Regions from separate parts of the Homo sapiens genome. Here regions 1 and 2 are each linked to region 3. A link is a loop called in an ENCODE intact Hi-C map of the cell type or tissue named here. Cell type or tissue: PC-9. All regions are shown on one strand.

The links. Peaks named below come from ENCODE experiments on the same cell type or tissue, not always from the same donor. Only the 100,000 strongest peaks of a DNase experiment are listed, where the experiment ranks them.
Region 1: it touches region 3 in a loop (2.9-fold over the local background); 74 of 110 quality-filtered maps call a loop at or near these places.
Region 2: a loop joins it to region 3, with 5 times the contacts of the local background. A loop is called at or near these places in 25 of 110 quality-filtered maps.

Annotation. Positions count from the first base shown.
Region 1 is chr5:1,157,285-1,165,284 of GRCh38, reverse strand. No RefSeq gene overlaps it. Among named protein-coding and RNA genes, the nearest start is that of TERLR1, 17 kb to the left of the region's middle. In PC-9, no CTCF peak of the experiment used is centred here; a DNase peak (open chromatin) is centred at 3,914; H3K27me3 peaks cover 480 bases.
Region 2 is chr5:454,458-462,457 of GRCh38, reverse strand. EXOC3 (exocyst complex component 3) reads right to left here. Exons shown (of 13, transcript NM_007277.5): 5 at 5,452-5,569; 6 at 4,433-4,558; 7 at 2,999-3,099; 8 at 388-498; 9 at 151-301. Among named protein-coding and RNA genes, the nearest start is that of SLC9A3-OT1, 15 kb to the left of the region's middle. RefSeq lists enhancers at 3,124-3,233, 3,254-3,353, 2,732-3,931, 3,989-4,158. In PC-9, no CTCF peak of the experiment used is centred here; a DNase peak (open chromatin) is centred at 3,427; H3K27ac peaks cover 3,121 bases.
Region 3 is chr5:908,532-916,531 of GRCh38, reverse strand. It overlaps TRIP13 (thyroid hormone receptor interactor 13), which reads right to left. Exons shown (of 13, transcript NM_004237.4): 10 at 4,536-4,689; 11 at 1,955-2,067; 12 at 559-628. Among named protein-coding and RNA genes, the nearest start is that of TRIP13, 20 kb to the right of the region's middle. In PC-9, CTCF peaks have their summits at 3,383 and 3,588 (motif pointing right); a DNase peak (open chromatin) is centred at 3,821; H3K4me3 peaks cover 1,204 bases; H3K27ac peaks cover 1,897 bases.

The DNA of each region.
Region 1 (8,000 bases), 250 kb before region 3:
GTCCCCACCCTGGTGCTACAGCTTCAACTCATGGACAAGAGCTCCTGCCAGTCCCCGGGCCCGCAGAGTCTCAGCTTCCTTCCTCCTTGCTCAGTGTCTGCGCTTGTGTCTGGAAAGGGCGTGAAGCAGAGGTTGTGACATTGGCCCCAGACACTCCCTCCGAGAGCCCTGTGCCCTCCCTGACCTTCATGGGCCTCTCGTCTGGGAGACACAATGTTATCTGATTGAGGAGGACTCCCCACTCCGCATCACTGCCCTCCTCCCACAGAGACACAGGGTGTCCTGCAGGGAGAAAAAGGGCCCAGCCGACTGGCTCTGCACGAAAAGTACCCTCTGGAGACGGATTTATCCGTGTGCTGGCTGTTCATGCAGCTAGAACATGTGGTCTCTGAGGCCAGCACGGGGAGCGCAAGGGACACGGGGAGCTCAAGGGACACGGGGCCACACTCCCCCCAGCGCTGGTGGCTTCATTTCAGCAAATTAGGAGCAAAAGCTTCTCAGTCAATCAGGGTGGGCCCCTGGAGGAGGTGGTGGGGTCACAAAGGTGGAGCAGCTGGCTGTGTGTGTCGGTATTTCTGTGTGTGTGTCGGTGTGTGTGTCTCCATATCTGTGTGTCTGTGTATGTCTGTGTGTATCTGTGTCTATTTCTGTGTGTATCTGTGTGTGTCTCCATATTTGTGTGTCTCCATCTGTGTCTCTGTGTATCTGCATGTCTGTGTGTATTTCTGTGTATATCTCTGTGTGTGTTTATCTGTGTGCATCTGTGTCTATGTTTGTGTGTGCACAGATCCACACTGTGAGATGAGAGTCCAGGGTGCTATGTGTCTGGTCCTGGTGGCCCAAGGGGGGCACCTGATGTCCCTGTGGATGTGACTTCCCCGGGCCTGAGTCTGTCCCCCAGTCTTTCGGACTCCCATGACCCTCAAGTGAGCCCACACCATCCTTCCCACCCACTGCCGCTTACCAGGCTGAATCCTTGGTGGGCCACAGCCCCCACCACCCGCGTGCAGCAGTGCCCAGGCCACTCACGAGGGAGACAGAGCTCACGGGCATCTGCAACCCCCTGCACTTGAGGGTCACAGGCTCCTCCTTGGGAGGCACCTCAGCGGGGCTTGGGCCAGCGTACCCCGAGCGCCTCTCGCTGGAACAGGCTGAGGCAGCCTAGAAACCCAACCTCGATGGGGAGCCCGGGGCCCACAGGGCCGCAGGATCAGGTCGCAGTGCTGGGCCAGGCCATGGGTCAGATCGCCAAGTTTCCATGTTTGCAAGTTTCAAGTGGGGCAGGTCTCACCGTGGGGAGGGGCCCGTGGGCAAGGACTGGCCCAGTGACCTTTTGGCATCAGGCAGGGCTGCAGGCCAGGAAGGCAGGCCAGGCCCACCATGGGGGTTTCTGAGCACCCTGACCCTGGGGGTACCCCAAGACTGATCTTTCAGCCCAAATCCAGGAGACCCATCTGGGATGTCACCCCTGACCCCACAGCACTGGGCACAGCTGCTCAATGAGCCAAGGTAAGAACCAGGACCATGTGCCCCTGATTGGCTACTGGAACTGGGCCGTGGACCCCACGACTGTGGTTCAGTGTCCCCATACCCCTGCCACGGCCCAGGGGAGACCACCACCCTGACCAGACCACCTTGCCTGCTCCACAGAAAAACGCGTCCAGAAATGTTACGGTTCCCTCAACCCTCAGCCCGTGACCGGCCCCCACACCTGGCTAGCCAGACCCTTGTATCGCACCTAAACTGAGCGCTGCAGGGGCCGGCCCTGGAGATGGCTCAGACCTCTGCCCCCAGGAAGTCCCCAAGGGGCAGGAGCACAGCCACCCTCCCAGTGGGGAGCCCCAGAGCTTACTGCAGAGCACAGGAGTGGGAATGGGAGGTTATAGAGACACTCTGAGGCCACCGAGAGCCCCTCCAGCACTCAAGGCCTTCCTGGCGCCCAGCCCAGCACCAAGCTGACAGCTCCAGCCGCTCACCGGCTTGCTGGGCCTAAATTCCCCTCCTCTTCTTCCTAGCAAGGTGACCGACGGCTGTGGCCCTTGGTTTGCTCCTCTATAAAATGGGGACAGCCATGGCCTCTCCCCCAGTGCTGCCATGGGAAGAAAAGAAGTTCTTACAATAAGCCCTTAGCTGCCTCCTGACAGGTGGCAAACACACCCCTTGTGCTGAGCTCATTGTTAAAGAAAGAAAGAAACAGATATCAAAAAGAAAAGAGTCTAGTGACAGGAGGGAATGTTTCGGAGGGAAGAAAAATCATTGAATCCGGCCAGTCAAAAGCCAAGTTTCTTCCTCAAGAAAAGCAGAAGTTGCCTTCGTTGGCATCCTCACTAGGCTGGGGCAGGCGCCAGCTCTCAGCCCCTGTCCCTGAACAGAACCTGCTGCCAGGTGGAGGCTGCACCCAAAAGCCAGGCCCCTGAACGTCTGGATGTTACGTTTCCGCTCTGTTCAGAGTCCCCTAGAGCCCAAATTCTACCCTAGGCCCAACCCTGTGCACATCACCCACCCTTTGCACGTCACCCACCCTGCAAAATCCCAAGGGCAGCCGCACCTTAGACACGGATTCCTTAGTCTGAGAGAGGACACACCCACCCCCCACCCCCAGGGCCTCGAAGGGCATCCTCAGATGCAGGAGGCACATGACAAATGCAGGGGTGACTAGGGGAGGGTGGCTTGGTTTCTGCTGCCCGGGAGCTTCCTCTCATCCTGTTCCAGTGGGTGGCCGCGTGGCCAGTGCTGGGTCAGCTGCCTGTCCCGTCACGGGACCCCTCGGGGTCACGGTGGCCTCAGGAGGACTGGCCGTAGGAACATGGCGAGGACACATCCTCGGGCCACGGGCAGCTGGCTTTGCTGACGTGGGGTGGGCGGCTGGCCGGCCACCAACCAGTGAGTGGGCAGGGGTCTCGGCCAGAGTGAGCGCTGGAATGGGGCTGGAGGAAGGTTCTAGAAGCAGAGAGGGTACTGGAAGAAAATGAACTCTGCTTTGGGTCATCTGCAGACCCCGGGAAGCTCCTGCTGTGGCCTTGCGTGCACAGAAAGCTGGGAGCCCCTGTGTCCGCACGGTGAGGGCGCCCCAGCTGGATGCACCTTCTGGAGCAGTGGGGATGCAGGATCCTCCCCCTCGGCTTCTGTTGTGACTTGCTCCCTGGCTGCTGTCCAGTAGCCGGGCACATGTCCAGCACCCTCCGTCGCTGGGCACTGCACATCCCAGCCACAGCCTCACCCCAACCCCTCCCGTAGCTCCTCCCTCGGCTGGGGGCCAGCAACACAAGGCCGGGCTGCCCAGCTTAGCCTGAACGTGACCTCCGTGGACGGGCAACGGCTGGGGCCCTGGAGCAGCTCCTACTCCTATAGGTCTGCCGCAGGTCCCCCACTGGCCTGGCCCTGGTGAGGGTGATCCCAGACCTGGCTGAGGGTCGGCAGATGCCCGGCCCTGCGGCGGCCGCCCCCAGCAAGGGGCTGTGCCCTGTAGCTGCGCCTTTCCTTAGGTAGCGCTGTCTCCACGGCACCCTCAACCCTGGGCCTTTGTCTCCAGGAAACGCCACTGAGCTAGCTGCTCACAAAGGGCAAATCGTGGACCAACAGACCACGCGGGAGTAGAGAGCTGAATGGGACACTTTATTTCAGCAGGCGAAGTAGCACCTTTGCAAACAAGCTGCAGAGCACCAAGGGGGAGTTTCAGGAAGCGCCTGGGCTGGAGGACACAGTGGGTGTGCACCTGGCAGCTGGAGTTACAAAGCGAGCCTGTTGTCTCTCCCACCACAGAACCTGCCCAGAGGGAGGGCCCAGCCCACAGAACCAGGGAGCAGTCTCACGCCCAGCACCGTGGGCCATGGAACAGGCTGCGGGGAGGGAGCTGGGCCACCTTCGCCTGGTCCTGGAAGTCAGGAACAAGAGCAGCATTCACAGAGGACAGGGTGTGCAGAGAATTCCCCTGCGCTGAGTCATCTCAACCTTGAGCCCGTCCTGGGGCGGAGGCACCATTGTTCTCCCAACTTCGGATGTGAGGAGGCTGAGGCCCTGGGAGGATTTACCTCGGCAAGGGGGTGCAGGACAAGTGCATCAGTCTGCTGTTGGGTCAGTAACACTGCGTAACAAGTCGAGCTGCAGTTACTTATCCCTGCTCACTGTCAGGGCCAGCTGGTCTAGGCTTATCGGCCCTTCTGGGCCGTGCTCTGGGCTGAGACCTCTCTCCAGGTCTCTCACCCTCCAGGGGCCGGCAGCCTTACCTGGGATGTGTTTCTTTTCTTTTCTTCTTTTTTTTTTGAGACGGAGTCTCGCTCTGTCACCCAGGCTGGAGTGCAGTGGCGCAATCTCGGCTCACTGCAAGCTCTGCCTCCTGGGTTCACGCCATTCTCCTGGCTCAGCCTCCTGAGTAGCTGGGACTACAGGTGCCCGCCACCACGCCCGGCTAATTTTTTGTATTTTTGGTAGAGGCGGGGTTTCACTGTTTTAGCCAGGATGGTCTCGATCTCCTGACCTTGTGATCCGCCCGCCTCGGCCTCCCAAAGTGCTGGGATTACAGGCGTGAGCCATCGCGCCTGGCCCCTGGGGTGTGTTTCTTACAGTGACAGCAGAGGCCAAGCCCAGCCTGCTTGAAATCCATTATTGATCCACTGTTGATCCAGAGCAGAGCATGCTTGTGTCCTCGGAGGGGTGGAGGGGGAAGAGAGCAGGTGTTTGCTGAACAATAATCCAAGTACCCCCCATGATCTCGAGGCAGAGGGAATGGAACCCAGCCCCCAGCAGCAGTGTCGCTGTGGCGCTGTGGTGGCACCCTGCCTGCTCTCCCACCACCCTTCAGCAGCTCCTCTCCAAAGTCTGCCCCTCCAGGACCCCGTCACGGGGTAGGGGGAGGAGGCGTCCCATCGTCCAACGTACAGTTCAGTAAATGGTGGGGAGAAAGGGTTAACATCCTCTCTCCTGCCCCTTGCCTCCACCCATCTCTGTCTCTCTCTCTCTCTCTCCCTTCCTGTCTCTCTCTGTCTCTCCCTCCCTCTCTCTGTCTCTGTCTTTCTGTCTCTATCACTCATCCTGTGTCTTCTCTCTGTCTGTTTTTCTCCCTCCCTCTCTCTGTCCCTCCCTCTCTCTGTCTCCATCTTTCTCTGTCTCTATCACTCTCCCTGTCTCTCTCCCTCCCTCTCTGTGTCTCTCTCTCCCTCTCTTTCTCTGTCTCTGTCTCTGCTCCCCACTGCACTTCCATCACTCCTCACTCCCAAAGGCTCTCCCGTTCCCTGGTCACCTACCTTGTTGAGGCTCCCCCAGGAGGGCCTCCAGGTCTGTGGTGAGACCCCAGGGATCTGACAGCAGGTGGGAGTGAAGTCATGGGAGCCCAGGTGCGGGTGACCCCTGGAGGTGACCCCTGAGTCCCTCTGACCTGGCTGCAGAATGAAGGCGGAGGTGCCTGCATGGGGCCAGACCACCCTCCTGGCCCTTGCAGTCAGTCCCCCACAGAACTTGCAGGAAAAGTGGCGAGTCTTACTGTTTGCAGATCAGACCTCAATTTTGCAAACTGACAACTGAAAAAATTAGGGGCTATAAGTAGGTTGTTAGTCAAAGAGATTAAAGTTGTCATTACAAACAGTGGAAAACAATGACACCAAGAGGCCAAGGCTGTTTTCAGGGGAAACTGTATAAGCTTCACTGTTTTCTCCATTTAGCAAGATAAACAAAAAGCATGAAGGAGTACTCAGATCAAGATGGGAGGAAAAACCGTCTTGAAACAAGAAAGTGATAGAAGCAGAATTTAAGACCTGGAGAGGAGGATAAAGCAGGAACAGCGGTTAGCCTGTGCTCAGCCTCCTGATGTCTGCAGCCATCTCCCCACTGAGGGACGCGCGTGGCCGGTGCACCTCTCCCCTGTCCTCAGCCACTCGGCGTCCACAGCCCTTGTCCTTCTTCCCATCCACTGCTCAACGTGGAGAACTTACGGGAGCCAGGCGGCATTTTTCTGTCTTTAGCATTTCATAAAAGAACCTGGATTCTTACAACCTTTCTCTCCTGCGGAGGCGTCAGACGATCAGAGCCCGTTGGGCCTCCTGTGTCTCCAGTCCTGTCTTCGGGAGGCATTCACCACAGTCCTCCCGGGACACATGCAGCCACTGTCCACGGGAGGCCAAGGTGGGCAGTGGCCGCAGTGAGCCCCATCGTTCAGGCTGACTCAGCATGGCTAGAGGCTTCTAAGGGGCTCCAGGGCCTCCCAAATTTCTGGCAGCCTCAAACCCAGGGACAGGGTGGGCAGAGGGTGTGGCTGAATGGCAGATATTGGGGCATTTGGAAATGAAAGCTGGGGACAGGCTGCCTTTGGGGCAGGAGTCCGGAGGAGCTCTCACTTGAGGAGCCTGAACAGGGGAGGCGGAAGGCCGGGAGGTGAGAGGATCTGAGTTGTGGGACCTCCTTCCTCCTCAAGTCCGTCCCAAGCCGCCTCCGGGTCTCAGGGGAGGCGTCCAGGGTCGGCCTCATGGGGTAGAGCAAGAGGCAGCACTTCAACTCCCCAGGCGGCACAGTGCTTCCCGGAGACACCAGAACCACCCTCACTTGGGTCCAGGCCACACACTCAGTTCCACCAGCAACACAGCCCTGGATATCGCCCTGGAATTTCTAGGAAATTCCAAAACAAGAACAAAGGGGTGAAAAGAAAACAGAAGAGGTAAAAATGACAAAAAAGGACAACGATATCATTACTTACAGGTTAAAAAAATTCCTTGCACGCCGGGTGCGGTGGCTCACGCCTGTAACCCCAGCACTTTGGGAGGCCGAGGTGGGCAGATCACTTGAGGTCAGGAGTTCGAGACAAGCCTGGCCACCATGGCAAAACCCCATCTCTACTAAAATACAAAAATTAGCCGGGCGTGGTTCGCACCTGTAATCTCAGCTACTCGGGAGGCTGAGGCAGCAGAATTGCTTGAACCTGGGAGTTGGAGGTTGCAGTGAGCCAAAATCGCACCACTGCACTCCAGCCTGGGTGACTGAGCAAGACTCAGTCTCCAAAACAAAACAAAACAGAACAAAAATTCCTTGCAAAATGCGAGAGGTTGAACTGGAAATGTATTTGAATAATAGGATTTAGAGTTCTGCAAGGTAGAAGATTACAAAAGAAACACACAACAGCCAAAGGTGTTTCATCCTGTTTTTACATGTCAGTCCAGTAGTGACAAGAATGTGAATACACACACATAAATTAATGGAAAAAATGTGCAGGACCTGGGTGAAAATATTTGACACCATAAAGATGTCAGTTCTCAGCAAATTTATTTATACATTTAGTGACTTTTCAACCAAATCAGAAATGTATTTGGGGGGAACGTCCAAAAATGATTCAAAAGTTCATCTTGGAAAAAGGTGTGGGGAGGTGGGAACAGGTGTGAGAAGGTTGAGCAGGTGGGAAGAGGTGTGGACAGATGTCAGCAGGTGTGAGCCAGTGTGGGCAGGTGTGGGCAGGTGGGAACAGGTGTGAGTAGATGTGAGCAGGCTGGAACAGGTGTGGACAGATGTGTGCAGGTGTGAGCCAGTGTGGGCAGGTGTGAGCAGATGAGAACAGGTGTGAGCAGGTGTGGGCAGGTGGCACAGGAGTGAGTAGGTGTGGGCAGGCTGGAACAGGTGTGGACAGATGTGTGAAGGTGTGAGCCAGTGTGGGCAGGTGTGAGCAGATGGGAACAGGTGTGGGCAGGTGGGAACAGGTGTGAGTAGATGTGAGCAGGCTGGAACAGGTGTGGACAGATGTGTGCAGGTGTGAGCCAGCGTGGGCAGGTGGCACAGGGGTGAGTAGGTGTGAGCAGGCTGGAACAGGTGTGGACAGATGTGAGCAGGTGTGAGCCAGTGTGGGCAGGTGGGAACAGGTGTGAGTAGATGTGAGCAGGCTGGAACAGGTGTGGACATATGTGTGCAGGTATGAGCCAGTGTGGGCAGGTGTGAGCAGATGGGAACAGGTGTGGGCAGGTGGCACAGGGGTGAGTAGGTGTGAGTGGGCTGGAACAGCTGTGGACAGATGTCAGCAGGTGTGA
Region 2 (8,000 bases), 450 kb after region 3:
GCTTTAAGCGATCTGACCGGAATGCAAGTGCACAGCCCGGCTCCCCAGACGGCATCCGCACGGTACAGTTCACAGCCTGTGTCCCAGAGGGCAGTGAGGAAGCACTGGGCTTCGGCCCAGAAAACGGCAGGAGGAAAGAGCCAGGCCCACCTCCAGGTCCAGGAAGACCTCCTCCAGCAAACCGCTGCAGCCCTCCTTCGCGATGGCGTCTAAAATCCCGTCCATGCTGGGCTGGCTCGGAGACACACCCTCTTCCACTTCATTCTTTAAATACTTTCTTTTTAAACTGACTATGGATTCCCTGCAAGGAAAGGGTTCAGGTTCAACACAGCGGCTGGGCAGGCCGGCCTCCACCGCTCCCCCGCCACAGCGCCCGGCCACACTCACTTGAAGGTCTGGCAGTTGTTGATGATGGCGATCATGTACTGAACGTAGCAGTGAGGGTGCTGCCGATTCCTCAGGTGCTCTTCTTTATACAGCTGCGCTTCATCTTTATATCTGAGGACAGACAGGCTTCGGTCAGACAGCACTAAGGGCAACATGGAGCTGTTTCAAATGCCACGCTGACGTCACGCCTGGCCTGAAATTTCACATCACTAACATCTGACCGGATGAGCCTCTAAAAATAAAACAATCTTTAGACGATCCAGACTAATGGAAGGACAGAGAGGTTGATTACTTTAAATGGATCAAAAAATAACTTCACCTCAGGCTTTAAAATATGGCTCATTAGGAGGCTGAGGCAGGGAGACCACCTGAGCCCAGGAGTTAAAGGCTGCTGGCTGCGCTGCAGTGAGCTACCCGTCGGGGTAACCTAATCAGACCTTGTCTCTTTTTTTTTTTTTGAGATAGAGTCTTGCTCTGTCACCCAGGCTGGAGTGCAGTGGTGAGACCTTGGCTCACTGCAACCTCCACCTCCTGGGTTCAAGTGATTCTCCTGCCTCAGCCTCCTGAGCAGGTGGGACTACAGGTGTGCCCCACCATGCCCAGCTAATTTTTGTATTTTTAGTAGAGACAGGGTTTCACCACATTGGCCAGGCTGGTCTCGAACTCCTGACCTCATGATCCACCCGCCTCAGCCTCCCAAAGTGCTGGGATTACAGGCGTAAGCCACCGTGCCTGACCGACCTTGTTTCTTAAAAACAATTAAAAAATATAAAAATTTTGAGGAGTTGGTAAAAAATAATAACTGAAAAAAGGAAAAAAAATATGGTTCAGCATTCTGATTGTAAAAATATACTACATAGTTGATTGTGAGGAATTGGGAAAGCATTATCTTATTTTATTTATTTTATTTACTATACACTTCACCTAGAAACTCATAGTGTTAGGAACCTCATCAAATGTCAGGTAAAATGTCCCTTTCAGAAACTGTCCCTGAAATCATCCAATTAAAAACAGACACTTGAAATGTCAAGAAAACAAACAGAGGTAGTGACACGCTCTATTTTTAAACTTACTGTGGGGATGCTCAAGCACCTATGGGAGTGGAAGAATCATACAACAAATACCGTTTCTATTTTTAAGAGATGTTAAGAAAGGAGCACACTGAAAGCTGGCAATTAAAGGGAAAGAAGTTAGCATTTCTGTCCAAAGTGTGGTTCAGGTCATCAAAAAGCTGAGGGTGATCAAGGAACGGTCTCTTTATAGAAGAATCTAACCTCATAAATGACAATGACCTCCAAAGAAACAAACTCAGGCCAAGATCCCCATGGACAGATGGCCAATAGGGATTTGGCCATGCCTCTGTGGATAGAAGGCCAATGGGGACTTGGCTAAGACTTGGCCAGTGGGGACTTGGCTAAGACCTCTATGGATAGAGGGCCAATGGGAACTTGGCTAAGACTTGGCCAGTGGGGACTCGGCTAAGACCTCTATGGAAGAGGGCCAGTGGGGACTCAGCTGTGACCCCTGTGGATGGGCGGCCAGTGGGGACTTGGGCATTACCCCTATCGATGGATGGCAAATGGGAACTCTGAGTGGGCGGCGTGGCTGTAGTACCTAAGCCACCAGGACAGGACCTATGGACGCCATGTCTCCTGATGTGCCACATCGTGGAAGGCACACTCACCAATAAGTGGGATCCAAGCCTGCAGAGCCAGCATCTGGCTCGGGAGCTGACAGTAGACTGAGGAGGAGGCTGAGGGACATCTCTCTACAGAGATCTACAAGCCAGCAGCTGAAGGAGGGAAGGGGCTATTCGGCTTACCAGAGGCCTAGGAACCCTAAGCCCTCATGCGATGCAGTCCAATCTGATTCACAACTATCAAAAGACACACTTGAGATACAACCCAAACGCAGACTTGGCATCGGATGACCCCACGGAGTCACCGTGCATGTGTCTCTGACTTGATGGCACTGCAGTGGCTTCAGAGAGGGTCGCAAATACCATGCCACAGCGCCCGGGGTTTGCCTGAAGGTACTTCAGCAGAGAGAGTGGAATGGGCAGGGGAGAACAGATTAGGCAAGGGGGCTTTGGAGGGGATGGCTTCTGGACTGCACGATGGGTGAACACAGTTTTTTAAACTCTTTTCCACATCTGTATAGGTTTGAAAATTATCAACAACTCATGGGGAGGGTGGCGTGCCAGGTCATGGCTGCCTGGAGCCCTTCTGAGGAGGGCCGGCTCAGCCGAGGACGCCCTCCCCACTACGAAGTAGGCACTGCGGCAGGAGTCGCCACCCCCACCCCAAGGAAGTTCAGAACAGGCAACAGGAGGAGCCTGACTCCAACAGAGTTGGTGTCATCCGGCGCATCGCTAAGGACGTCACAACACATCAGCTCTGGGAGCCCAAGGGGGTGTGTGGTCCACTCAAGGGGAAGATGATCCAGAAGCTCCGCTCCCTCCCTTTGCTTTTGAAGAACACAGGAGTGACACGTGGGGAATCTACCGGCTTAATTTCTTCTTAGTAACAGGCATAGTAGGATCAAAAAATTTTTGCTTCTAATTTTTAAAAACATTCAATGTGTACATTAGCACACTGGCAGAAAGACATACCTGCTTAGGAAAGAATTCATCTGCTGAAGACATAAAACTAGTACCTTTGTTTTCAAATCTTCACTTATCTGAGCAGCAACTTGAAGATTCTGTTCAAACATCTAAAAATCAGAGAACTTATGAATTCTGGTATAATCTTACAGGAGTATACTAAGAGTGCAGGTTTGCTGTTATATGAAACCTCCATCTGCTAACTGGCATTTAGGATAGTCCAAATTCAGAGAAAAAAAAAATGAAACCACGTGAAAAATAACAAAGTTAGTTTAAAAAAAAAAAAAACAACTTTCTCACCTGGGAAAGTACCAAGTGACTCATTTCTTAATTCCTGGCAAACTGGTTTCTCCCACGGGGGCCATGTCTGTCCTCACACTACGTGACTGGAGTTTTAATGTGTGGAGTGAGGCCCCACCCGGGATGGCGCCCCTCAGGCACCTGACTCACCCTCCCTGGCCCCATGACTGTCATGATGCAGAGTTCCTAAGAATCTGGACCTGGGGTGTGCCAGGCCCTGCCAGGAGCTGACCCAGGCAGAGGAAGGGCAAGGGGACAGAGCTCTCCTCACAGTTTCTCACGGCATCTGTTTCCAAACAAAGGAAAGGGTTTGGACTAGCCTGTCAATAACTAACGGTATCATTCAGAGAGAAATGTCACCCGCCAGCCCTCACTCCTGCCTAACTAGAGTCCTGAGTGAGGATTCTAACACAACGGGGCTCCATCCCTCAGCAATGCCACTCAAATTAAAACACATGATGTGCCAAAAGAAAAAAAGAGCAGGAAAAACGGGACACAGGGCGGTCGGACACTGGAAAGTGAATCCGTGGTAAGAACACACCGGTTCTAACACCTAGTGAGGCTTGGGCGTTGGAAAGTGAATCCGTGGTAAAAATGCAGGTCGGTCTAATACTTAGAACCTTAACCAATGAACAGGAAAGCAACTTTAAAAGCTAATGGACGCCTTGACCCAGGAGGTAGAGATTGCAGTAAGCCAAGATTGTGCTACCGCACTCCAGCCTGGGCAACAGAGTGAGACTCCGTCTCAAAAAAAATAATGGACGCTCCCAAAATCCACCTGTTTAAACTCAATCATGTGCCATTTTTTAGGACAAATCCTGGATATCGACCAAACAAACTCACATTTGAAAGTCGCACATAAATAACATACAATTAGGCTGTAGTCCAAACCCATAAAGACCAGGTCAGAAAAGTAAAGTGACCTTGGGCAAAACTATTTGGTAAGTATCATCCCAGGTTTCTGCAGCTCCAGAGAGTAAGAGACAGAGAGAGGAGAGGACTTAGATGCACCAGGCAGGGCTCTCAATATTTTTACTACACTCTGTGGATGAAGATCCCAGGTATCTGTGTCACTTTGTAAAACCTACAGGTCCCACTATCCACCTAGGAAACGGAACTGTGCCAGTCCCCTGCAGGTGGTACCTGGAAGACAATGGCAGGGAGTGTGGTCTGGTAGTACCCGTCCTGGTCGGCTTCTGGCTCTGTCTCTTTGACCCAGTCTTTCTTGTCTGTCTCCAGCGCTTTCCGCAGCCAGGCGATGATGTTTGACTAAAGAAAGTTCAGCATCATGGAGAAGAGAAGAGAGAAGAGCAGGTGCCTGAGGGTCATGCCAATTACCTGGTCAGTTGCATGCACAAGCTCCACAAACCAGACACAGGGCACCAGCGTCCTCTTTCTCAAATGAGGACTCCAGAGCAGGGACCCAGGAGCCACCCCCATGGGAGGCAGTGACCACAGCAGCCCGCAGGGGTTTAACTGGAACCCTTGGTACAGATAAAGAGGGAGAAGAAACTAGATGCCCTTTTGGCTGCACCTCATGCTGGAGGACAAGGCCGCTGAATCCCAGGTGCACAGAGAATGAGGCCGACCAGGTCCGGTCAGGCCTGTTCCCATGCCCAGACTCAGCAACCACAGCAGCTCACGTCCCAAGAGAAGACAGCGCTCCTTCCCCAGCTCCTGAGGACACCTCGGCTTCTGGTCATAATGCTGCCTTGCTAGGTGGACGCACCCTTGTCTAAGAAGCAGACCCTGCTGACCTCCTCTTCTCACTCTGAGACCACCTGGTGGTCACCAGGCTGCAAATGGACTCGCCCTTTGGTCCTTGACGGACCCCCCCAACCATGGGACTCAGAGCCGAGAGCCTGGCAGGTGCTGCCACACACGGTTCAGACGTTCTGGGCCCTGGCCAGCCTGCCGAGTAGGGCACAGGCTCACGTCTCCAGCAGAGGACAAGCTTCAGATCCAGGCCCAGAGAAGGGGCCATTCTCCTCTTCTAGCAAACTGACCTGTCAAGGCCTGGAAGCAGAGCCCGGGCAACTGAGCAATGCATCCTAGGAAGTCAACGCTAAGGCATTTCCCCCCTGCCTCCTGCCTGCTGCCAAGCCCTAGTTACTCATATAACCAGCACGGTGGTCTGTGGCACGCAGGCCAGCCCTACTCACAGTGAGCGTGGACATGTACGTGTCAAGCAGCTCAGAGACCACGTGTGGAGAAAGCAATGGCTCCAGGGTGCCGACATCCACTTCCGGGGCCAGCTCCACGTTCCTCATCATCTCAGTACTATGGGGGAACCAGGAATGTGAGTGACAAACCACGACAGACACAGAAGAGCATGCCCAAGTGTGCCGAGACTGTTTCACTTGACACATGAATGTCCACCACCCTGGAGACTTCCTGGTCACAGCCGGCCCACAGCTCAGGGGAAAGTGCAGGGCAGGGGCCGAGGGCTTTGGGGTCTCTGTGGCATCACCCCACTGGCTCCCAGACTGCGTGAGTCCCTCCAACCGGGGAAAGTGCAGGGCAGGGGCCGAGGGCTTTGGGGTCTCTGTGGCATCACCCACTGGCTCCGAGACCACTTGAGTCCCTCCAACCCCAGCTTCACCCTGCTGCGCCAGCTTCATGAGGTGCTGGGGCTCAAATGTGGAAGAGCCTTTCCTGTGGGGAAGACGTGTGTTCTATTCACTGCACCTGCAGAGCCGAGGCAGGGCCTGGCAAACAGGAGGCGCTGAATAAACAAACGTACTCAGTCAAAACGACAAGCACAGCCGCCCCCACAGCCACGGGCGCCACGTCCACTGACTCAACCAAACACAAACTGAAAGTATTTGGGAAAAACAACAATAAAAAATAATAAAAATTTCAAAAAATATAGAACAACTATTTCCATAGCATTCACATTGTATTTAGTCTTATAAGTAATCTAGAAATGATTTAGAGCATGAAGGAGAATGTACGCAGGTTACGTGCAAACACTATACCCTTTTATAAAGGGGACTTGGGCTACGGAGGATTTTGATAGCCAAGGGGGGTCCTGGAATCCCTCCCCATTGAGTATGGAGGGGCAGCTGTGCTGTCCTTTGGAAACAAGCCACTGCAGTCCACATCAATATGCTCTGCAGACGGTGATGACTGGAACGTACAATACAGGACATTACTGATAAAAACGCATCCGCAAGAACAGGCAAAACTACGTGAGGTCTACTGTCCAGAAGACAGGAAACACATGCTACATTTCAGGAAAAGTTTTCATTAGAAAGTTATTATCAGCCGGGCATGGTGGCTCACGCCTGTAATCCCAGCACTTTGGGAAGCCGAGACGGGCGGATCATGAGGTCAGGAGATTGAGACCATCCTGGCTAACACAGTGAAACCCCATCTCTATTAAAAATACAAAAAAATTAGCGGGGCATGGTGGCACGCGCCTGTAGTCCCAGGTACTCGGGAGGCTGAGGCAGGAGAATGGCGTGAAGCCGGGATACACCTACTATGTACCCACAAAAATTAAAATTAAAAAGTTTTTTTAAGTCTAAGGTTTGACCACTCAGAAAATTCTTTCAACTCACACGCCTCATGCTATGTTCCGTAAATACGTTCTCAGAGTAACACTGAATAAAATGATTAAGAGCCAGTCCACTATAAGAAATCCGAGAGCTTCCTAAGTGAAAAAGTACTTCCTAAAATTCTGCACATTTTAAAAGACTTTTATTTAATCTGGATTATTTTTCCCAAGAACCTCAATTCCGTGTGAGAATGTTTCTAGTGGAGCACTTCAACCTCCCCTGAGAAAGGCCGGGGTGATGGAACTCACGAGACTCCCCAAGGACAGAAAAACACTCACAACGTGGAAAGACAAAATCAAGACACAAACTGTGCAAGGTGCACACATGCACAGCCCAGCCTAGTGGCCATGGCCCGGGAGGGCCCAGGGATGGGACTGGAATCCAGCTTCCCACTCACTGGCCGTGTCCCCTGCCTCCTGCCTCATGGGCTGCTGACACACACCAGGCACGGAGGGGGAGACCTGCACTGTCAAGGCTACAGAATGGGCGGCCATGAGGATGAGCGGCAGCCAGGGGAGGTGAGTCCAGGGCTGTGCACAGAGAGCCACAGTTGCACAGAGCGCCACGGTTGCACAGAGAGCCACCATTGCACAGAGCGTCACGGTGACCATTCTCTGCAGGGGGCGCTTCCTTTCTCTTCTGTCCTTCTGTATTGAAATGCAAATTCTCTATAAGCAGATACCAGTAAACAAAGCACACAAAAAAATATGCCTTACTGCTAAAAAAAAAAAAAAAAAAAATGAGGTTTATTCAATTTCTCCACTGCAGTGACAAGATGGGCGGAAGAAAAAAAAGAAGAAGAAGAAATTCCAATACATTACTTAATATTATTTTCTAACCATGAAACCATGGAAAATTGAAATAAATTTTCATTTCGGCTACCTAATCTTAAAGAATTTCAGAATACCCCCACCACTGCACCATTTTTCAACACTACTTCAAATTAATCCACGCACAGAGTGGTTCATGGTCCCTTAAGTGAAGTGACAAAACCTCGTACTAGGATACAAAAAGGATGATGGAGTTTCCTCGAACTATCTAGACTTGTAACTGTTTATTTTTGAAAGACTCACTGCTATAGGATATTGGTGAAGAGAAACCAAACCCGGGATGCTGGAAGCCAGGGAGGTGATGTAGTGGTCTCCTCCCCA
Region 3 (8,000 bases):
CTACTGATCAGACAGAGCCTGAGTCACTTCTGATTTGAAAGGAAACATTCCAAGATGGGGGTTTTCTCTTCTCAGATGTAAGTGTATCTGCTCTGCCAGACACTGAGTCCTTACCCCAACCGGCTGCTGGGGACAGTGCAGGGGAGGGGTGAGTGCCCCAGGCCGAAGCATCTGCAACAGGCCCAGCACCCAGTGGGTGAGGCTGTGGATCCAGGTCACTGTTCTATGTGAGCTGAACCCAGACTGAAAGAGCACAAACCTCTGGTGAGGCCAGCGAGGGCCCTGGCCACGAGCTCAGCACACCACAGAGGCAGACGTGCATGTGTGTGCATGCATGCGTGTGAGCAGAGGCATGTGGCACAGCCGCCTCCTCCCAAAGGACTCAAGACAGCCCCTGTGTTTCGGTGCCAAGGTCAGCTCCTCCTCCGGCCCCAGGACCCTGTGGTTTAGAAACTGAGATAAAATGAGGCTGATACCCCAGGGCTACTAAGCGGAATCTCCGGCGAGGCTGAGACCTGTGGACAGGGCGGGTGCTGGAGGACAGCAGTGGAGACTCACCTGGACATACAGCGCATGAGCCAGAAAGGGGAGTTTTCTCAGGACCCGGCCGCTGAGGCCCTCGCTCTTCCTGTGTAAAGAAAACCCAGTTCAGAGACAGCAATTTATACAATCACACGTTTCAGGACTAATTTTCCTCATTGGCCGAGGCATCCCTGGGAACACAAGCCGAGGCGTCCCAAGCACACCCTGGGTTCACAGGGCACTTCCTGCCCCTCACTGGTCTCCTGAGCCTTGCCCTCTGAATGTCTCTTTGCCCCCGGCCTCTCGTATGGGGCCGGTCTCTCCCCATCCTCAGCTCCTGCTCTGGGAGGCAGTGTCCTCGCGGCTCTGAAGCACACCCAAGGCACACCTGTGTGCTCTGCCCCAGGGCCAGCATCCTTGTGCTCAGGGAAGGCATCACCTGCCCGGGAGCCTCTGCCCCAGGGCCAGCATCCTTGCGCTCAGGGAATGCATCACCTGCCCGGGAGCCTCTGCCCCAGGGCCAGCATCCTTGCGCTCAGGGAATGCATCACCTGCCTGGGAGCCTCTGCCCCAGGGCCAGCATCCTTGCGCTCAGGGAAGGCATCACCTGCCCGGGAGCCTCTGCCCCAGGGCCAGCATCCTTGCGCTCAGGGAAGGCATCACCTGCCTGGGAGCACCAGGCGTAAGGCACGATGCAGCGGGCACATGGTCAGTAGGCACAGAGTCCCCAAATAATGGGTGGGTTCACATCTTCAATTTTTGTAGAAGTCTCTGAACTGTTCTTCGTTCCCATCTTAACTGATTTAAATCTCTTCAACAGATAATCCAAATCCTTAAAAAATACTACATTCTTCATGTTATCCCTTGTTTAAAGCCTTCCACATTCTTGCCAACTTCAAAATAAAATTCAAACTCTGGCCAGAAACCCGAGGCTCTGTCCATTCCACCCCCCGCCTCTCCGGCACCTCCCCAGCCTCCACACTGCAACCCACTAGACGGTCACCTGAACACACTGCTCCAGCAGCCTTCCTGATTTCTCTCCAGCTGGAACCAAATTCTATCCTTCAAGGCACCGTTTGATTTTCCTACCTTCCCTTCCACCCTCCCTGGACCCCCAAAGCCATTTCCTTTCTGTGGACTCTGCGAATCCTTGTAAGTGTCGTCAGCCGTAGGGTTGCAGGCTTCCAGTGTGAGCCAGCGCCCTCCCTGAGCAAGGGTTACATCTCCTTTGGAAGGAGGTGGCTGTGCTGCGTGTTTCTACTCACATGCACACACACACACACACACACGTGTGTACATGCATGTTCATACCTATACTGTGTTGAGAGTTCACACCCAGGGCCCTCCCTGGTCTCCTCAAAGGAAACAATGACTCCCTAGTTAATATCACAAATGGATTCTTCTTGATTACAAAAATGAGGTCAATTTGCACCTTGAAATGTCATTCAAAAGAAGGCTCAATTTTGACACGTTGTTTTCAATGAAGCCAATCATCTCTAGCTCTCGGAGGGTCAGCAGCTGCTGGCGAGGGTATATGATCTGACACTGGGGAGACAGAAGTACAGGCGGTTAGCTGAGTCCACAGAGGCCTGAGCGTAGGCACCGTCAGCAAGAGGGACAGCACCTGCAGGTCAAATGTCAACCACGCCACGTCTCACAGAAATCCAGACGGTGACGACTCAAGATGCACAGCTGCACTAGGGAACAAGCTCGCTCTCTCATGCCTCTCAGCGTACACATTCTGCTTTTTCAAACAAATACAAATAACGGAACATGCCTCAGAAACCAGTAGCAACATAGCCTCTTCTGTGTTTCGAGCCAAAACTTTTCCTCCCTGTGTGTCAGGAAGGGAAGGGACCTGGAGGCACCCAGTCCAGTCTGTTATGCCACCTTCGGAGACGTCAAAACCCACAGTGGGCAGAGCTGGGACTTAGAGCCAGGACTTCCACTGACTTCCAAAGCAGGATCCTAGTTTGTCTGTTTTAAAGGTGAGGCTTGTTTGGCAGCATGACAGTGTCTGACTGACCGAGGAGCTGAGCACCAGAAGTTCCCCTCAGAGATCATTTGTCTGGAAGTCATGCTTTTCCAAGCAGCCTTGCCAACAGTCAGGTGCGCACACTGACTTACTATGACTGAATTCTAATACGAACCGTTCTGACTCAGGAACAAGGAGAAGGAAGAAAATAGCATTGTCTGAACATTTTGGAGGTTTGTTGAGGGGTGTGAGCAAAATTAAGACAGTTTGTGCTTGTGCTTTGGGGGATATTGAGCTTTCGAGACCAGTTCAATATCCACTGTGACATCTGCATGTCTTAATTTCATATAAACTGCCTAAAATAAGAAACTACCCCTATCACTGGGCACGGTGGCTCACGCCTGTAACCTCAGCACTTTGGAAGGCTGAGGTGGGCGGATCACTTGAGGTCAGGAGTTTGAGACCAGCCAGGCCAACATGATGAAACCCTTTCTCTACTGAAAATACAAAAATTAGCCAGGTGTGGTGGCATGCACCTGTAATCCCAGCTACTCACGAAGCTGAGGCACGAGAATCGCTTGAACCCAGGAGGCGGAGGTTGCAGTGAGCTGCGATGGCACCACTGTACTCCAGCTCTAGGTAAGAGTGAGACTGTGTCTCAAAATAAACAAACAAACAAAAAACTACCCCTGTCCTACACTGTCCCAGAAAAAGTCCATCCCTCTTAGCTAACACTTTAAACAGCCCCTGGATTCACAGCACGAGTGTACAAGTGTATAAACGTCACACTGCGAGGGCTGGAACCCACACTGAAGGTGCGTGAGGACCTCCAACACACACGACTTCCTCGCAGGATCTGCTATCACGTGGGGCTCCTTGGCAGCAAAACTGCTGTAGAATCAGTCTTCAGATCACTGGCATTCTCCAGGCAAAGCTCCACAGAGCTCCGTCTCCTTTCCCCAACCCCCAAGAAAACCATGCCTGGACAGTGCTGACCCGGGCAGGCCCAGTGGGTCCATGGCTGAGACCAGTTCTCCCGTCCCCAACCACAGCAGGGTGTGCCATCCTTGTTAACACCCCTACTCTGTGGTACCAGCAGGTGGCAACAACTGCATTAAACTCATCACTGTTTAAATCCCCATTCACTGGTTTGCTTGGTTACCGCCCAACTACCCTAAACAAAGGCCCCTGCAGGATGATTTGTCTGGGACAGGTCTGTTCCCACAGGGGCTAGAGCAGCAGAAACACAAGCATGGGGCAGGTCCCTGCTAGCCTGACTCACACACACCGCAGCGTCACTGCCCATGGCGACGGCGTTCCAGACTCACGCACACTCACCACACGCGTCACTGTGCCCATGGCGACGGCCTTACTGACTCACACTCACCGCACATGTCATTGTGCCCGTGGCGACGGCCCTCCTGACTCACACTCACCGCACGTCACTGTGCCCGTGGCGACGGCCCTCCTGACTCACACACGCTCCCCGCACGCGTCGCTCTGCCCGTGGCGACGGCCTTCCTGACTCACACACACAACCCGCACGCGTCGCTCTGCCCACGGCAACAGTGTTCCTGCCTATCATCACAACAGGCGACTCAAGAACGTGACGTCATGTGGACCCCGTGACCAAAACCAGGCCCATACTACGCCCGTGATGTTTCCTCTTTCAGGTAAGGATACAGGCCCCCGAGAGGCAGGGCATTGGAAAAGCCCGGGGTAAGCTGAGAACTAAGGTTTGTGCAGCCAGCCAGGTAAACACAGCCGGTCACTGACGTCCCCTACACTGACTGGTACCTCAAATAATGAACAATGATGACTGTATTGTGCCAAAAGAACAAAAATATTGAGTCAGTGGCCCTAGTTTCAACTATCAGCTCAACCTGTCACATACAAAACTAGTTTTCAATTTAAGAAGGGAGTTAATGCATATGTTGAAATCCTCCGTACTGGAACGAGCTTATTTTAAGCTATCTTAATTAATTAAGAACATATAAGAAATCCATTTGTATCAAGAGGAAAAAAAAAATAAAGGTACCTTCATCAGTTCTTCCAAACAAGAGAGGTAGATTTTGAAGATGGCTGCTGCAGAGGGTGGCCCAATGTACTGCTTGATGTCAGCCCTGTCCACGAAGGCCACGTCGATCTTCTCGGTGATGTTAGAAGTGGTCAGAATCACAACATTGGAATGCCTGTTGTGGCCGAGAAGCAAGCACCACAGTCATCACGGCTGTCGGTGACCCAATTCTATCCTGCCCTATCTGGCAAGGAGGTTGGCAGGACGATGGCCAGCAGGCTGCCAACAGGAAGGAAAGTGGCCTTGTGCCAACACAGGCCACGCAGACCCCCCAGCCTTTGCTCTCGCTGCTCCTTGGCCTTCTGGGAATTCTACAGCCCCACTTCGCTCATTCCCTCACTGCCTTCAACCTTGGCAAGGATCTCACTTTCCTTTTTTTTTTTTTTTGAGACAGAGTCTCGCTCTTTCGCCCAGGCTGGAGTGCAGTGGTGCTATCTCGGCTCACTGCAAGCTCCGCCTCGCCGGTTCACACCATTCTCCTGCCTCAGCCTCCCAAGTAGCCGGGACTACAGGCGCCCGCCACCGTGCCCGGCTAATTTTTTGTATTTTTAGTGGAGACGGGGTTTCACCGTGTTAGCCAGGATGGTCTCGATCTCCTGACCTCGTGATCCGCCTGCCTCGGCCTCCCAAAGTGCTGGGATTACAGGCGTAAGCCACCGCGCCCGGCCTAGCAAGGATCTCACTTTCGCATGGCGTTCCTGATTGTGCCACCTACCGTGGGCTCTGGTGCCCACCACCACCTGGGCATGGCCACTCATCATCCCTAGACATACTCTAGAGCTGGGTTACTTCCCATGTTCATGATCTGCTCTCCCCTCTAGCGTCTAAACTCCATAGAGAGAGCCCCTGTTGTCTGGTCTGTTGACCAATGTCCCCCAAGGACCCAGCATGAGCCAGCAGAGCGGGCACAAGGTGCCCCCAGGGAGCATGCTGCACAGGCCTGGGGGGCGTGGCTGCACATGTGGCAGTGCTACCACTGCTGCCTGGGGAAGGTCAACTTCACCTAGACCCTGGCCAAGGGAGGGCAGGCCCTGTGCCTGCGCGCCGGGGTGAGCTAAGCAGAGGCAGGACAGGGAGCCTGTGGGTCCCCGGCAGAGGAACAAGGCACAGAGGTTGGGTGAGCTCACAGCTGCTCAGTCCAGCACCAGGAGGGTGGGGCTGCAGGAAGGGCCAGAGGGAGGCCTAGGCCTGCAGATCACGACCCAGGGGCTGACAATCCAGAGATGCGGGAGTGGACAGGACTGGTGGGGGACAGAAAGAGTCCTCTAGAGAGGGGCTGGAACCAGAAGCACGAGGGAATGAAGGCAAGAGAGGCAAGCGTGTCTCCTTGTTTCTTCCTGAGCCACACCCCCTTGTGACTGACAGGGAGAAGTCACGGTGGCCTCCATCCTCTGGTTTGAGTGGCAGGTGCACAGCGAGGCCATCAGCGTCGTGTGGAATCCCAGGAAGTTAGGGATTTGGGGCCCAGTGAGCAGTGTGGGAGTGTGCCTGGCATCCCGGGCATCTAAGCCTGATGTCTGGTCACAGGTGGATGTGCAGGTCTGGGATTCCCCCCACAGAACCCTGAGCTATGCTGAAGGGGCACACGCCAGGAGAGAAGGCCACAGACAGGCTGTGTAGACCCCTCCCTGCGGAGAGACGCCAGCAGCATAAACCGGGGAGACAGGAGAATGGAGGCCGGGGAGGGAGGCACAAAGAGATTCAGGGAAGGGGCCATCAGGGTGTCAGCGCTGTGCAAAGTTCCAGAAAGAGAAAAGGGAACACTCATGTGAATGCGGGGCTGCTGGGCTGCGGCGGGGGCAGGAGCCAGATTGCAGTAGACTGAGAGACAAGCCAGGTGGGGAAGGAAGTGGACAAGAGGAGAAGGAAGCCAGAGGCAGGGGAGGCCCCCCTCCAGGACCTGCACACTTGTTGGGGACAAGCCCCCCAAAATCTGGCCATAAACTGGCCCCAAAACTGGCCATAACAAAATCTCTGCAGCACTGTGACATGTTCATGATGGCCATAACGCCCACACTAGAAGGTTGTCGGTTTACCAGAATGAGGGCAAGGGACACCTGGCCCGCCCAGGGTGGAAAACCGCTTAAAGGCGTTCTTAAGCCACAGACAATAGCATGAGCGATCTGTGCCTTAAGGACATGCTCCTGCTGCAGTTAACTAGCCCCACCTATTCCTTTAATTCGGCCTATCCCTTCGTTTCCCGTAAGGGATACTTTTAGTTAATTTAATATCTATAGAAACAATGCTAATGACTGGCTTGCTGTTAATAAATACGTGGGTAAACCTCTGTTCGGGGCTCTCAGCTCTGAAGGCTGTGCGACCCCTACTTCCCACTTCACACCTCTATATTTGTGTGTGTGTGTGTCTTTAATTCCTCTAGCGCCGCTGGGTTAGGGTCTCCCCGACCGAGCTGGTCTTGGCACACATTCCTGCAGCTGACCCCAAAACGAGCGCTTCTCAGGAAGCCAGATACGCTCTCTGTGGTGAGACAGTGGTGATGGCCTGGACAAAACGTTCCTCTGCACAGTTCAGTCTGCTGTCACCCCACACTCAACAATCCAGCTTCTGAGAATGCCAGGGACTCCCCAGGCACCCTGAGGACAGAAAGAACATTTCACAGAAGGAACCTGAGTCCTGGCTGAGCACCACACAGGGACAGGCAGGTTCTGGCTCGCCCATCACTTCCTTGGGAGTTGGGCCAGCAGCTGTCGCTCCTTAAGCTTGATAAACTTGGGCTACAATGACAACAGGCCCTGGCCCTGTGAGGCTGGGCTGTGGAGACGTGGACCATCTGCACACGAAGCTGTCTGTCCTGGGCCAGCAGGGCGAGCAGGGGACAGCCATTCACCTACGAGCAGCACTAGTTGGTGCTGACAGTGGGTGGGATAGGAGAGAAGTGGGTGGGATAAGGCCTGAACGTAGCAGTTCTTCATTTTATGCTTTTCTGTGCTACGTAAAATGCTTACCATGCCTGAGTTTTCTTTCACATTTTTTTTTTCTGAGACGGAGTCTTGCTCTGTCACCCAGGCTGGAGTGCAGTGGCATGATCTCGGCTCACTGCAAGTTCTGCCTCCCGGGTTCACACCATTCTCCTGCCTCAGCCTCCAGAGTAGCTGGGACTACAGGCGCCCGCCATCATGCCCAGCTAATTTTTTGTATTTTTAGTAGAGACAGGGTTTCACCGTGTCAGCCAGGATGGTCTCAATCTACTGACCTTGTGATCCGCCTGCCTCGGCCTCCCAAAGTGCTGGGATTACAGGTGTGAGCCACCGCGCCTGGCCTTCTATTACATTTTTAACACACTAAAAACAATTTCTTTAAAAAGCATTTGTGATATGCTGCTTCCAATGTGGAAAAGGAGTCGATACTCAATGCCAAATGCACTTTCCGGTGAAAGAGCTGGGCACTAAGATCTAGGGTTGCACA